Linked DNA regions of Homo sapiens: region 2 is linked to region 1. A link is an interaction called in ENCODE POLR2A ChIA-PET data of the cell type or tissue named here. Cell type or tissue: OCI-LY7. All regions are shown on one strand. Region 1 overlaps LTBP1 (latent transforming growth factor beta binding protein 1). Region 2 overlaps LTBP1 (latent transforming growth factor beta binding protein 1).

What was found. Peaks named below come from ENCODE experiments on the same cell type or tissue, not always from the same donor. Only the 100,000 strongest peaks of a DNase experiment are listed, where the experiment ranks them.
Region 2: POLR2A ChIA-PET joins it to region 1 with 5 read pairs; 2 of 35 experiments call an interaction of 5 or more read pairs at or near these places.

What each region holds. Positions count from the first base shown.
Region 1 is chr2:33,073,479-33,081,478 of GRCh38, reverse strand. The region is part of intron 3 of LTBP1 (latent transforming growth factor beta binding protein 1); the gene reads right to left. Among named protein-coding and RNA genes, the nearest start is that of LTBP1, 130 kb to the right of the region's middle. In OCI-LY7, a CTCF peak has its summit at 6,322; DNase peaks (open chromatin) are centred at 3,498, 3,988 and 6,313; H3K4me3 peaks cover 3,010 bases; H3K27ac peaks cover 7,020 bases.
Region 2 is chr2:32,947,345-32,955,344 of GRCh38, reverse strand. LTBP1 (latent transforming growth factor beta binding protein 1) reads right to left here. Exons shown (of 34, transcript NM_206943.4): 1 at 7,527-8,000; 2 at 6,400-6,470. Among named protein-coding and RNA genes, the nearest start is that of LTBP1, 4.4 kb to the right of the region's middle. RefSeq lists silencers at 7,579-7,628, 7,849-8,000. In OCI-LY7, a CTCF peak has its summit at 953 (motif pointing left); DNase peaks (open chromatin) are centred at 3,474, 5,884, 7,284, 7,574 and 1 weaker place; H3K4me3 peaks cover 5,101 bases; H3K27ac peaks cover 5,383 bases.

The DNA of each region.
Region 1 (8,000 bases):
CAATTACTCTGACCCATCCTTCAATTCCTAGATCAAATACCACTTTACATATGTGTGTGTGCATGTGTGTATGCTCGTGTGTGTCCATACATGTGGGCACATGTGTGTATATGTATATCTGTGTATAGGTATTGATGGAGTTTAGGACAGGCTACCCCAAAATATGGCACCTTGACATTTAAAAAAACAGCAGAAGCAGGAAGGTCACTCTCACCTTCCCTGGCCCTTCTCCCCTGAAGCCGGTCCTAAAATCTTCATTCCAGAGGCATCCTCCCTATACCCAGAGGAAAGAAACATTCTGATCCTCAAAGACACTGAGACACCAAGAAGAACTGAACAAAGGGGCTTTGCTAAGTTCCCCCCAGTATATTACTATTAGATCATACCCCCTTTGTCCAATCATACTTCCACACAAAAGTTCACTCTTCATCTAATCTAAGCATAAAATATAGAGGTTTCCCTGTTTCTTTGGGTCTTCACTTCTGAAAGCTCCCATGTCAAATGAAACTTATATTAAATAAATCTATACGCTTTTCTCTTATTAACCTGTCTTTTATTATAGATGCCTCAGCCACGAACCTTGCAATGGGTAAGGAAAATACTCTTTCTCCTCTACCATATATGCATATATGTGTGTGTATATACGCATGATATATACTATACATTGATGTGTGTATTGAAAGTACATGAAGAAAGTGTATGTATGTGCAAGATTTATCCCAGAACAAAATCTTTAAGTGCATCCAGTATAACTTTTTCAGCTGAGATCCCAGTACACAGTGCCTCAGTAACTATTCAGGGAATAAATGGGAAAAATTAAATACATGAACAAATCAGTAAAGAAAAAAACTGCTTTCAAAGATTGCTATGTCAGTTATTTGAAATAGAACAGTCTTTCACAGAGACAGTGCTATCTATAAAATACAATATAATATACAATAATATGAATGCATACTTTTTTAAAGATTTGACAAATAGAAATATTAGATTCTCTTTATCTTGAACACAGATATTATAAAAAGAAGAACATTAGACTTAAGTAGACAACAGACAAACAGATAAAGACATAGAAGATTTAAGCAGGACTCCAGGGCCTTTTCAAGGGCTTAAACAAATGGGGACATTGGTTCTAGTTTAAAACATGTGGTCTGGGATGGGCGTGGTGGCTCATGCCCGTAATCTCAGCACTTTGGGAAGCCAAGGCAGGCAGATCACTTGAGGTCAGGAGTTTGAGACCAGCCTGGCCAACATGGTGAAACCCCCATCTCAACTAAACATAGAAAAATTAGCCAGGCATGGTGGCACACACCTGTAAGCCCAGCTACTCAAGAGGCTGAGGCAGCAGAATCACTTGAACTCGGGAGGCAGAGGTTGCAGTGAGCCGAGATCATACCACTGCACTCCAGCCTGGGTGACAGAGGGGGACTCTGTCTCAAAAAAACAAAACAAAACAAAACAAAAAAGTGGTCTCTGCCTTCTTAACACAGTAATATCATTTACATTCTTTTCATTGCTGCTAGTCATAGTTAAAGTTTTTTAGTCTACATTTGGAACACAGAGAAAGAAAGAATAGCAAGTCAAAAGGAGTAAAGAAGCATATGGATTAAGAAGAACGTATGTACATATGAAAAGAAAAGGCAATCTGTTGGAAACTTAACTGTGTTGCAAGTGTGTAAACAGAAGAAAAACAGACAGGTTTCCTAAGAAGCCAGAAAGGAGGTGGGAGGCTGATGGCCCCAGGTGGCTCCATCAGTCCAGGACAGCCTTGTCACCTTTAGAGGGTGCAGGACCAGAACTGGGAGAAGTCTGCAGTGCCACAGAAAGCAGGGTGCAACTGGTTATTTAGAAAAATGGGTCCTTCACAGAAGGAAAAATGGGTCCTTCTATTACTACAAGTTTCAGAAGGTTCAGATCTTATCATATGGTAAAAATGGAAATGCCTGAATAACCACCACTAATCTCACACACACCCTTTCTATTAACATTGGATTTCCTAATATTAATTCTGTATTAATTCTCCAAATTGCCTAGCTCTTTAAGCTCTATGATCAGTTTGAATAAATGAATTGCTATATCCCATCTGCTGGTGTTGTTTTAGTGCAATACAGCTGGAAACATCCAGAAAGCTTCTTCCATCCCCATGTGTGTGTTCCCATTTCACTGTGATACTCTCCATCACAGCACGTACTGTCCTGTCCTGCGATTCTGCCTTATTCATTTGTTTTCTCCATTAGAATGTTTCATCCTTGAGGACTAAGACCTTCATTTATTCATCTTTGGATCTCCTGTGCCTGATGCAAAGTGTTTCATTAATATTGTTAAATAAACAGTATTACAACACTGGTCGGAATATATGAATGGCAATACAAAGAAAATAAAATTAACAGGATAAAAAGAAATATTACCATATTGGCCAACATGGTGAAACCCCGTCTCTACTAACAATACAAAAATTAGCTGGGCGTGGTGGTGTGCGCCTGTAATCCCAGCTACTCGGGAGGCTGAGGTAGGAGAATCGCTTGAAGCAGGGAGGCGGAGCTTGCAGTGAGCCGAGATCGTGCCACTGCACTCCAGCCTGGCAACAGAGCGAGACTCTGTCTCAAAAAAAAAAAAAAAGAAAAGAAAAGAAAAGAAAACAGAAGAGAAGAGAAGAAAAGAAAAATTATTCTATCCCAATAACACAGGAGGGCAAAGGTAATCACCTTATTGAGCTGACTATGTAATATAGACTCCAGCTTAGTGATATGCCACTCTTAAATTTCTACTTTTAAAGACAAATATACATTAAAGAATTTCATTAAAATTAACTCAAGCTTACCTGTGGTTAAACTGTGACTATAAAATCTGCCTGGATTATAAATACTCCTATTGTATGCTTCTTATTTGAATTAAACATAATCGTCCATATAAACAATGTTTACTGTTCCCCAAACTTTTTCCTGATAATTATTCCCACAATTATTCCTCTCACACAGTAAAAACACAGGTAATCAAGATAAGCTTGGCTTTAATATCAGTGGTTCTGGTCACATTATTAGCATTATTATTCACTCTTTTAACAGCACAGCTAATTTTAGGTAAGGTCTAACTGCTTCAAAATTCATAGTTGGTTGGCACTGTGGGCCTGTGCTAACTGGATACCTGCTTCACTAAAATTCTGTCAACTCCACCCTCCAGAATATTTATTTGTGAGGTCAGAGACACAGCCTTCCCATTTCCTTAAGAGAAAATACTGGTTGTGTTCCCAACACTTAACATCACTTAATAATATTGGCTCTGTGATTAACACCAAGTTCATGCTGTTACAACAGCAGTTATCACATTTCATGATTAATGAAGGGTCTCAACCGTCTCCAAAGGCATCAGTGACAAATAAATTGTCTCCAAAATTTATGCATCTAGATGTGACCTTCCTCCAGGCTGCAAGCAATTGCAACTGCATACTGGCCTCTCTTCCTGAATGAACATGCTGTAAGCCACTCAACCTCAAAATCTACAAGGGTGAGTTCACCCGCTTCACCACTTCCCCTCCTGTTCGGATCCTGCTTTCAGTGGACTGATACCCAAGCTGCCGACCTTTTGTTTGCCTAAACCTCAATGTTTACACCCACCAAGATGTTGCAAAAGTAATCTTGTTCAAAAGCGAACACAATTTTTGTTATTACAATTTCAACAGGATTTTTCTTTAACAATATAATGTTTGAGAGTTTTGGGCTTGGTTTGTAAATAAAAGTAAAAAACAACAATGCGTTTTGATACGGTTTGGATCTGTGTCCCCACCCAAATCTCACGTCGAATTATAATCCCCAATATTGGAGGTGGGGCCGGTTCGGGGGTGCCTGGATCATGGGGGTGGACTCTTCATAAATGATTTATCACCATCCCCTTGGTGCTGTCTTGTGACAGAGTTTTCACAAGATCTGGTTGTTTAAAAGTATGTGACACCTCACCCCCCTCTCTCTTCCTCCTGCTCTGGCCATGTGAAGATGCTTGCTCTGACTTTGCCTTCTGCCACGAGTAAAAGCTCCTGAGGCCTCCCCAGAAGCAGATGCTGCCGTGCTTCCTGTACAGCCTGCAGAACCCTGAGCCAATTAAATATCTTTTCTTTGTAAATTACCCAGTCTCTGGTATTTATTTATAGCAGGGCAAGAACGGACTTATACGCTTTTCCAAAAGCAAATCAGTAAATGGAGAAAGCTTTGTATCCCCCTTAGTAATTCCTTGGAATCCCAGTTATAGCTGGACTCAAGGAAATAATTTTAAAGCAGCAATACAACAACCTTCCCATTGATTAGCATAGCACTGCCCAGGTTGTCAGTGTGTGAAGCTTATATGGAACATTCTCCATAGCCGTGTGGCCCTCTTACACTATCACATCTGACAGTGTCCTCTTTTAGAATTCACGACTTGTCTTCCCTATAAAACAGCAATATCACCTCTCTAGCCCTAGAAGTATATCTCAACTGGCAGAGGAGGAGAGACGAAAATTCATCTTTCCTAACCACTTACAGTCAAAACACATATGAGAAATAAAAATAAAATTCTAAGCCCCTCGCCTCACTGAACAGATGCCCTCTTGGCCAAAGGAATGCCACAGAACTCTTGGAAGTTGAAGTCACAGCCATAAAAAGATGAGACATTAGGGTCTGGGCGCGGTGGCTCATGCCTGTAATCCCAGTACTTTGGGAGGCCGAGACGGGTGGATCACGAGGTCAAGAGATTGAGACCATCCTGGCCAACATGGTGAAACCCTGTCTCTACTAAAAATACAAAAACTAGCTCGGCGTGGTGGTGCGGGCCTGTAATCCCAGCTACTTGGGAGGCTGAGGTAGTAGAATCACTTGAACCCGGGAGGCAGAGGTTGCAGTGAGCTGAGATCACGCCACTGCACTCCAGCCTGGGTGACAAGAGTGAAACTCCATCTCAAAAAAAAAAAAGGATGGGAAATTAGGACATAATTCATGATACCCCCTCCCTCGCTAACAGTCATTAGGTTTTCTTCCCTAAGGGCTAAACAGAAACCAGCATTTCCAAAAGACTACTAGCTTGTCTTCCCAGGTACAGAACAAAGACAAGATGAGATTAATCCTTCCTTCACCTCTCCTTGAGACCTCTCCTTCCTCTCTTCTCTTCTTCTTCAAATGGTCACTTTCTCTCACATAAAATGTAGATCTAACTAAAGTCTCACAAGTACATAATCAATTGCCCCATTGCCATACCCTACCTTCTTTTTTAAGGAAAATGTATAAATACTAAACCTCCTATGAACCTCTTTGGAAAAAACCAGTCACAGATTCTTCCGTAAGTCACATTTTTCCCTGGTGAGCTCCCGATCCTGCTCAATAAACCTCAATGATTTGAGACTTATACCTCAATCACTCATTTTGGTTGTCACATACAACTCCAAACATACCTTAATATTCCTTTTTACTGTTGCACATGGGCAATAATAACTTCAACAGCTCAAAGAGGTTTAATTTATTACTAAGAAATCAGAAACTTTTGGTGTCTACTCTTGCATGCAAATAATAGCTGAACAACATATATCTCATAGCCTGAAAAGAGGACCTAATGCCTAGAAAAATAAAGAAGCACATTTATATTGATTAGGAAAAGAAACACCCTTAGAAGAATTTGCCTGCTAAAGCATTTCACTTACAAGTACCTGGAAGTGACTTTTATCAGAATAGCATCGTGTGCTAAAAAGTGTGGATTATATCACTTACTTAGAGTATTAAATTTAATAACCCCCATTGACAAAAACATAACACCCAGTAAAGTAGGTAAATTGGTAACAGGCAGTTGGGTAACTTCAAAATCAGATGTTGGTTCAAACACGCATAAGGCCATTTTAACGGTTCAATTTTACAGCCCATCATTCTTGCATCTTGCCAAGAAAGTGGGAAGGAATTTTTTACAAACATAATTCCAGCATAACTCTCATAGCTGAATAATATCAATTTCTTTGATAGGACCAACAAATAGATGGTTTTTGCAGCTATCTCAAGATATTTTAAATTACAATAGGAGTAACTTTATTGTATTTCAAAATTTGAAGTTTAAATATTGGAATGTCAAGTTAGTAATAAATCAAAATGTATACCTAAGGTTTACCTTTTAGAAAATGTTGCCCCCCAAAAAATATTTTTAAATCATGTATCAACTTTCAATTATCCACAGGTCACCGAAAACCTGCAATGTGAGGATCATACACAATATTTGAATCAAAGCTAATTTTTCCTTGACATCTTAAGTCATTGTGTATAAAGTTAGCCTCCTGAGGAGCTAGAATTACAGGTGTCTAAGAAAGGTTTTAGAGATGCTCAGCAGTTGGCTCTCTCCAGCCCCATCTATCTGTTATCTGAAATTTTACCACCACAACATCTTTTTTTTTTATCCATTTTTTGTTTTGTTTTGTTTTGTTTTTTGAGACGGAGTCTCACTTTGTCACCCAGGCTGGAGTGCAGTGGTGTGATCTCAGCTCACTGCAACCTCCGCCTCCCAGATTCAAATGATTCTCCTGCCTCAGCCTCCCAAGTAGCTGGGATTACAGGCAGGTGCCATCATGCCCATCTAACGTGCTTTTTTTTTTTTTTTTTTTTTTTTTTTGAGATGGAGTCTCGCTCTGTTGCCCAGGATGGAGTGCAGTGGTGCGATCTCGGCTGACTGCAACCTCCACCTCCTCGGTTCACGCCATTCTCCTGCCTCAGCCTCCCGACTAGCAGGGACTACAGGCGACTGCCACCATGCCTGGCTAATTTTTTGTATTTTTAGTAGAGACGGGGTTTCACCGTGTTAGCCAGGATGGTCTCGATCTCCTGACCTCATGATTTGCCTGCCTCGGCCTTCCCAAAGTGCTGGAATTACAGGCGTGAGCCACTGTGCCCAGCCCTAATTTTTGTATTTTTAGTAGAGACAGGGTTTTCGTTGGCGAGGCTGGTCTCGAACTCTTGACCTCAAGTGATCCACCCACCTTGGCCTCCCAAAGTGCTGGGGTTACAGGCATGAGCCACCATGCCCGGCCTTTTTTTGACCCTTCTTAAGGCAGGTATCACCAGCTCTTTCAGTATCTCTACCCTAGTACAGGGCCTAGAGAAAGTAACTGAGTCAGTTGAAACTGCTAGAGGAAGAAGTGAAAAAGGCCATGACAAGAGATGGGAGACTGATGAGAAGAAAATGGTGGCAAAATAATCATTGCTGCTGCATTTGGGCAGATCAGCCCCGGTTTGCAGCTACGTCTCTTTTCTATCAATTCTTAAATGTTAATGAAGTGCCAGCTTATATTTAGTTCAGGACAACATATACGTTAAATCTACTTTTTAGAATTCTGTGAAGCCAAATATAATCAACATCTCAATTATACAGTTTCGGACGATCTGCACTTCAACTTCAGACCATTAGCTCACAACAGAAATAAAATGTGCAGAATGCTACTACTTGGCCAACCAAAACTAATGGAAAAAGTGGCAAAATGACTTATACCTGTATATCACCTTACAATTTGCCAAGTAGTTTCACATCTCCTGCTTGAATACTGAACTCAGCAAAAATGGGAAACTCACAGTGGCTCACACCTGCAATCCCAGCACTTCGGGAGGCCGAGGCGGGTGGGTTACCTGAGGTCAGGAGTTTGAGACCAGCCTGGCCAACATGGTGAAACCCTGTCTCTACTAAAAATACAAAAATTAGCCGGGCATGGTGACAGGCACCTGTAATCCCAGCTACTCAGGAAGCTGAGGCACAAGAATTGCTTGAACCTGGGAGGCGGAGGTTACAGTTAGCTGAGATTGTGTCACTGCCCTCCAGGATAGGCAACAGAGCAAGATTCTGTCCAAAAAAAAAAGAAAGAAAGAAGAAAAACTGATGTTTCAGAGCAACTTTGGAGACTGAATAAAATTTAATTATTTCCAAACTTCAAAACCAGTTAAAAAGGGAAGAAGAAAGAAAAACTAAGAAAAATAAATGTATGATAGGTTTCTTCAAAAAGCGTTGCAGTTCTC
Region 2 (8,000 bases), 130 kb after region 1:
CTAACTAAAGAAAAACTGGATGTAAAAACTGCATGTGCAGCAATCTTTGACTGTATATACATTCTTCAAATCCGAGCTATCCCAATGTTTAGAGGGTTCCTGCCTTGCTTGAGAGGTTTCTCTAAATTGCTAAGCGTTGAGGTTGGCCTTTAAATTCCCACATAAAGGGTCATAAATATTGCCCAGGACTGAGTTCCTTCCAGATCAGTTTCTCAAACTGTGGGCCACCTCCATCAGCATGATTTGGGATGCTTGTTAAAAACCCCAAAGATTTTGATTCAATTTGTTGAATTTAACAACTTTCAACATTTTAACAAACCCTTCCAGTGGTCCCGCTGGACATTCATGTGTAAGAAACACCAACCTAGAATCTCTTTAAAAGAGCCCCAGTAAAAATGGCCAGAGGCATCACCAAAATTACCTGTGGCCAATTCCTCATCTCTCCTAACACCCCCTGGAGCAGCCAGAGCTGCTGCAGTAGAAAAGTAACCAAATTAGATCCACAGTCACAGATTGTGTGGCAGGGGCCCAGTCAAAGCCCCGCCCACCCATCCTTGGGTCAGCTGCTAGGGTTCCCAAGTGCCCCAGGAATGAGCCAACTCTGAATAGCCCATCTCTCCAACCTATGTGCAAGGCATCTGCAGGCTTACATCATGAATTGAATTGTACTCCCCCTAGAAAAAAAAAAACAAAGTGTTGAAGTCCTAACCCCAAGTACCTCAGAATGTGACCACTGTTGGAGATAGGTTCTTTACAGAGGTAATCAAGGTAAAATGGGATCATTGGTGGGGGGGGGCGGGGAGTGGAGGCCCTAATACAGTATGACTGATGTCCTTATAAAAAGGGGAAATTTGGACACAGAGACAGACACACACACAAGACAATGTATAAAGACACAGGGAAGAGACGGCCATCTACAGGCCAAGGAGAGAGGCCTAGAACTGCCTTCAGAAGGAAGTAACGCTATCAACACCTTGACATTGGACTTCTGGACTGCAGAACTGTGAGACAATACATTTCTATCGTTCTAAGTCACCCAGCTTGTGGAACTTGTTACAGAAGCCCGAGAAAACTCACATAGCTTGGAAAATCATGATGTGAAGTTAGGCAGTGGAAGCCAATCCAGATAACTGAGGACTGTCAGGACAGTTTTCAGACCAAGACCTCAAGAAAGAATGTCACAGCACTGGATGTCCAGGAAGCCCAGGGCAGTAGGAAGAGCCACAAGATCTGCAGTGGCATCTGAGCACTGCCCCACTGTCTGGAATAGGGTTAATAAAGCATCCCTGCCTCAATGACACTACAGGGTGTGAAGATCAAGAAAATGCTCTCTGTAAGCTCCACAGCACCACACAAGTTACCCCCACCCCATCGGCAGCTCCTCTCTGCTGGACCTGATTTTGGTCCGTATTAAAAGGGTGGTGACATAGCCCTCACACTCCAAGTCGCCTCTGTTCATTGCTAGGAAGGACTGGGAAGCAAAATCTGCACTTTAGGAAAATTTAATTTGAGCTCTCGAACATGTTTGAGTACGTCTGAAATATCCAAGACAACAAATAACAGGGTCAGAAACAGCAAAACCCTGTGGTTGTCAAAGGTCTTTTCAACAAGTCAGGCTTCCTAAGGGCCCAGGGTTCACTGGGCAGCAAAAACTTCGATAAAGCAGAGCAGGCAGGGGGCGGGCGGCATCCTCAGCAGGCCCATGGGCCGGAGGAGGGCTTCATCATGAAGGTTTAAGCACTATTACAGTGTTATGGTTCCTAAATGTGGATTTTAACTAGTCTCGAGAACACATATTTGACCTAGTGTGAACTTGACCTCTGGGTTCCTCTCTCTTCACCGAGGTTGTCTGTGTCACATGACAAGATTCTCCAGCTGACCCTCCCACATGGGGGCCGGGGTGGCCCTCCTAGCAGTTGTCATGGTAAACCTCACTGCAGATCTATTGGCAAAGCAGCTGCCAATGGCCATAGCAGGCATACAAAAAAATATATAATCACTCTGGGCTCGACTCCCAAGTTTGGCAAGCACGATGCCAAGCCAAGAGGGATGGGGGACAGCCTGAGACCGTTCTCTAGGTCACCTGAACTCCAGCCACATCACACCCTCCTGGATGATGCCATCCACCACTGCATCTCTGAGCACCAAGGGTGCATGTGACTCTGTCTCCTTTGCATATAATTTAAGGAAAATGTCTAGAGTTGGGTTTTTTCCCCAAAAGTAGCATGGGCTGAATGCCAATGGAAAAGCAATGGAATATCGATTTTCTGTTTCTTTCTAAGGAGAGAACAAGTCATTTGATGTGCCACGAGTTAAGTGAGTAAAAACAGACCTGCACTCCCTACAGCTGGCTGTGTTTCTCCTCTATTCATAGAACCTGGCACATGGTAAAAGCTAAACAGTAAATGAAAGAACCATCCATGCGTGTATGGAAGGCCTGCAATGTGCCAGGCACCCGCTTTGGATTCGTATCTGCCATCATCTCTCTTCCCTCTACCCCATAACCCTGCCAGCCCAGCCTCACTCTCCTCTCTTTCATTCTTTTGTATTGCCTATTCCCGTGTCCAGTCTTCTCATTAAAGCTGAGCCTACCGGCAATGTCTCTGTCTGGCCTGCACTTACCCTGAGACGGGGGCAAAAAGACTGGCAGAACCAATGCAGGGCATGGGGGGAGGTTCAGTTTGGGCGCAGAAAAAAAAAACTACAAAAATGATAGGAGGCAAAAATGTTACACATCAGGGGTTTAATGCCCCACTTGGAAGACAAAGTCCCTAACCCACAAAACATTCCTTTAAGTGTTAATTCCTTGGAAAGAGCACAAATGTGGTCCATCTCTCCATCTCTTTTGTCCAAAACAGGTAAGGCTATCAAGAGTCATCCAATATTAACTAAAATGACACATCCCACACGATAATTTCGATTCCTAGGGATCCACATACAAATGGTGTCTGGAAAAGGAACATTAACATGCAACCAGGCATCTCTACATTGTGACTGGGCAGCTACAGCCTAGAGGACCACTTTGGTGAGTGCACATATCCATTCTTTGCCCTTGTGTGAGTCTGCCGCTTGCTTGTTCACATCTCTCTGATTTGCAATTTAAGGTTCACTAAATCTTTAGTCTTCAGAAGCATTTGATCATGGTCCATTTAAATTAGGTTTCAATCAACTAAAAACAATCCAGGCTTTCTCAAAGGGATACCTTATTTTCTTCACTGGATTAGGCAAATACTGAACAACATGAACACTTCCAACCTCTTACACAGAAATTTTTTTCGCATCAATTGCACATGACCTATATAAACTCAAATTCTTCATTATCTTCAACATGTAATGACAATTAGAAGACATCCTGGGTTATACATTTAAATGTCCATGCATATTTTATGATGACTATTATAAGGGGGAACTTCATGTGGGCGTATCATTGGTTTTTGTATTCTTATGTGTAATAAACCATACCCAAGTGTAATTGTTCAATCTCCGCATAATAAGGAAGTGAGAGGAGGAAACCACAAACAGAAGAAAACCAAATCATCGACAAAGGAGATAGAATTTACTTGGCTTGATCCAATACTAATCTCTAATATTAATCTTTCTGGTTTCACCAAGGCTTTCATACCCATTTTTTTTCATCTTAATACCTGCAACCATCCTATAAAGAAGGCAAGATTTTAGCACAGTCATTTCTGAGTGGGAAAATACAGGCCAGACAGGTCAAGTGAACTCCCTGAGGCCACACAGCTAGTGAGGGCTGCAGCATTTGAATTTAGGTCTTCTGACCCCAAAGCCGGGGGTCTTTCCTGGCATCACACTACTCAGCCATGGACACAAGGTTTATAGCATCAGCAGGAGCCCCAGTGGTCCCATCTGAAGGTAGAAGGCTCTCTCAGCTCCCTGGATCTCCCAGACACATGCAAAGTAAGTCCCCTCTTTTAAATATCCACCTCAGAGATACATTATTTTGGATCGCACGCTGACCTACCCCAGCATGCCTTTTAAAAACATAATTATTTCTGAAGAGAGCTGTGAATTAAGTTTCTAGCATTTGTACCTAAATTCATTTGTTAAACTGGGAAGTACAGGAAGGTTAATCTTCTGAATGCTGAAAACCACAGAAAAGGAAAGTGATGTCACATTGCTTAGATGCTGGTACTGTCCAAGGGCTACCTCTTAGAAGCCAGCAGGAAAACTTAAGCCAAATGCTGGAAGCATTGGTTGTAGGTACCGTAAGATTAAACCAACATAGCAACTTCCTCTAGAGCCCTGTAAGTAACTTCAACACTGATTTTTCTGACCAGCAGTCTTCTGTGATCTCTCTCTGGATTACCAGGGGGCAAACCCAGCTAAACCTAGGCACCCACTTCTTTGCCTCTCTTGCCTGCAGAAGCAGGAAGCCATGAAGAGATTCCCCAAGATTTGGAACATCTTGGGATCTTCTAGAACATCTTTGGATCCCCGAATTCCCCAAGCAACCTGAAAATGGGGGCCTATCCTCTTTTCAGAGACAGCACTCAATTGCATCATTTGCCAAGCAAACTTATTAAAGCCTTTGAGCATTCTCTCCAACAGGCATCAAGGAGCTTCTGCCTATCTGTAAAATCCTGCTCTGAATTCTTTTCTTTTCTTGAGATGGAGTCTCTCTGCATCGCCCAGCACAATCTCTGCTCACTGCAATCTCCCCTACCCAGGTACAGGCAATTCTCTTGACTCAGACTCCTGAGTAGCCAGGATTACAATTACAGGCATGCACCACCATGTCTGGGTAATTTTTTTTTTTTTTTTTTTTTGAGACAGAGTCATTGTCACCCAGGCTGGAGTGCAGTGGAGCGATCTCGGCTCACTGCAACCTTCACCTCCTGGGTTCAAGCAATTCTCCTGCCTTAGCCTCCCCAGTAGCTGGGATTACAGGCACACAACACCACACCTGGCTAATTTTTTTGTATTTTTAGTAGAGATGGGGTTTTGCCATGCTGCCCAGGCTGGTCTCGAACTCCTGGCCTCAAGTGATCCACCCACCTTGGCCTCCCAAAGTGCTGGGATTACAGGCATGAGTCACCGCACCAGGCCCTATTCCGTATTTTTAACCTTTACTCAGCAATATCCCATTGCAGTGGTGCTGTTAACAGACGAGTTATCTCCATGTTACAGGCAAACCATATCATAGCAGGTTTTGGACAGAATGAGTTACTGAGGGGAGAGGGGACATGTCATTTGGCCTGAGCAATGCTAAATTCTAAACAAATGCTAACACATTTCTGACAAGTATAATTTAAGAAGTTACAAAATGAAAAATTATGACTTAATCTAAAATGCCTAGAACCCTGAGCATTTCTGATCTAGTGGTTTGAGTTCAATAGTCAGAAGACTGTTCATGTCTGCAATTACTGCTTGATCATAACACATCATAAAACCTGTGGACATTTCCCTTTTTACAAAAGTAAGGCCATTATGCCAAAACCCTTCTGTTTCCTTCAGGATTGAAGACATTTTCAACAAACAAGGTCACCAGATTGACTGTATCCAAAATTTTTAAAATTCATCCACCTGTATTTTAAAATCCAAGCAGCAGAAATTTTGGACAATTCCAATCCACATGGGAATGCCTCAATCTCTATGCAAAGAACAACTAAGAATGCTTCACTTTTTCTGAGGGGGAAGGTAAGGCTCCTTTATGTCCAATGAGCACCCGATAGCATCAATTCGTCAAGAAGAACCTCAAAATACATTTTAATCTGATCTTTAATTTCACAATGCATAGGAGAAAAATTTTCCAGTGTTCTGAAATCTGTATGCATCATTAACACATTTTTTAAAAAACACTGCTGGGCATGCATGTGAACTGCAGAAGCACTGCAGAGAACCCCATCCATCAGTTCTGAAGAGCAGCAGAGAAGTGCATTCTAGAAAACCATCAGGCCTCAAGGATGAAGGATTCTGGTTGCTGTTTTCAGGAAGCTATAAAAACTTTGATGTTGTACTCCAGAACAGGGCCCTCTACTCCCCAAGCCCCTCCTGCCATCACCGTAAAGAATGTCTTTCATTTGTTGGTATCATGTTCAAATTAATTACATTGGTTCTGCCATATGGCATATCCTCAAATGGAAATTTTTTTCCTAGCTCCTGATTCACAGATGTGCCAGAATGATGAATATCTCTGTTGAGTTCAGAGAAGTCTTGGATGCACAGCACGGTTCTGTACAATGTATTGCTGCTGGCATTGATACTAACATTACCCTGACCCAGCCCTTCCTAGGTGGTAATGAAGCCTGGGTGGATTGTATTTCAGACTTCAACTTCCCCCGAGCCCTTTCAAGTGGCCCTTGTGAGATGCCCCCATGTGGACACCTCCCCCCACTTTGCCTACTGTGCAGGGCCACTGTGAACATGGCAACTTACGTTTGGTGCACCTCTGGGAGCCAGGGGCCTTACTCCAGCCATGACAGCACCGCCCTCCACAGACATTGACCCTGAAACAAAGCAAGATCGCTGAGTCCAGCAGCAGAAAGACCCCCTTCCCAAGAACCCAAGCTTCCAGCATGTTCCAGAAAGGCCAGCCTCCAGCTTCTGCAACCCTCTGGATGAGAGAGAGTCCTAACAGGTACCCTGGATGCCCAACCCAAAGCTGCCCAAGCAGAGGGGCAAGGCCCATACATATATCAGGGAATGCTGGGAGAACCAAAAAGCCTGCATAAACCTAGGGCTATACAGGAAGGGAGAACAGGGCCCAACAAATGGTTTTCTTACCCCCAAATTACAGTAGAGCCAAATTTATTTTTTCTATTATCTGGGCCAACATTTTAAATTGGAAATGAGTTTCAGAGAGAACTGTCCAAAAAGGAGTGAGGGCACATGGCCTGGAATCACCCCTGAAAAAAACATGCCAACTAAGCAAAACAAGTTTTCCCCTACACCCCAACCTGAGATGAATTCCCACAACGGGAAGGCACTATGAGCGCCCAGTAACAGAAACATTCCAACCAAAACTTTTATCAATACCAAGACACCCCACCCCAGGAAAGCAGACCCCACAGGTGCAGCGAAGTCCAAGCCCATGATTTCTCTGATGCTGCAAAGTTCCAGGCCACAGAACAGGAGCTGGATCTTTACGGCTAGCCCGCCCTCGAAACATTTTTTTCATTAGCTAGACCAAAATTAAAACTCAGTTGCAGAGTTTAATTGATGCTGAGGGATTAAACTGTAGTGACCTCAAGTTTACGCCCATCTTCTAGAAGCAGTTGGGTTTGCGCGCAGAAGGTTACGCCCCAGGCAGAAATGCCTTTTGTGTTTACCCGCAGCTCGGTAACAATGCACTCGGAGTTTCACGTCAGTAAAAGTTCCTGGGCTTCCCCGCACTCCCCTCTTCCCGCGGCGCCCAGAGCAGGCGGAGGCGGGAGGAGAAAGCCGACCCACCGCGCGCGACCGCCCTGGCCACCGCGGGGCTCCGAGTGGCCCTGACCCCGCAGGTCCCTCCGCGGGCGGTGCGCGCGAGGCGGGCGGGCGGGCGGAAGGGGGTGTGGGCTTACCCCTGCAGCTGCTGCTTCTGGTGAACCTGCAGCCTAGAGCCTCCGCCGCTCTGGGTCTCCTGCGGCACCTTGGAGCGCACAACTTGCCTGCCTTGTTTGGTGAACGGGGCGGCTGCCGGGTGGCCGCCGGGATTGGGGTGGAGCTGCCCGCCGGGGACCGCGGGACGCGCAGGCTCCGGCGGCGGCGGCGGCGGCGGTCTGAGCCCCTGCAGGGCCGCGCCGCCCGGCTTGCTCGTGCGCCGGGTCCTCTCCGAGGGGACCCCGGGGGAGGCACGGCTGGGGGCGCCGGCAGCCGCCGAGCTGCGGCTGTACCTGGCGTTGAGCGCGACGTTGAATGTCCGCGAACGCGGGGGCCCGCTCAGGGGCAAGGCGCCGGCTGCCAGGCCGGGGCCCGGGTGCACCACGTAGGTGATCCTCCGCAGCCGGCCGTGCGCCGAGGACGCGAGGAGCCCTGCCCAGAGCAGGAGCCCCCAC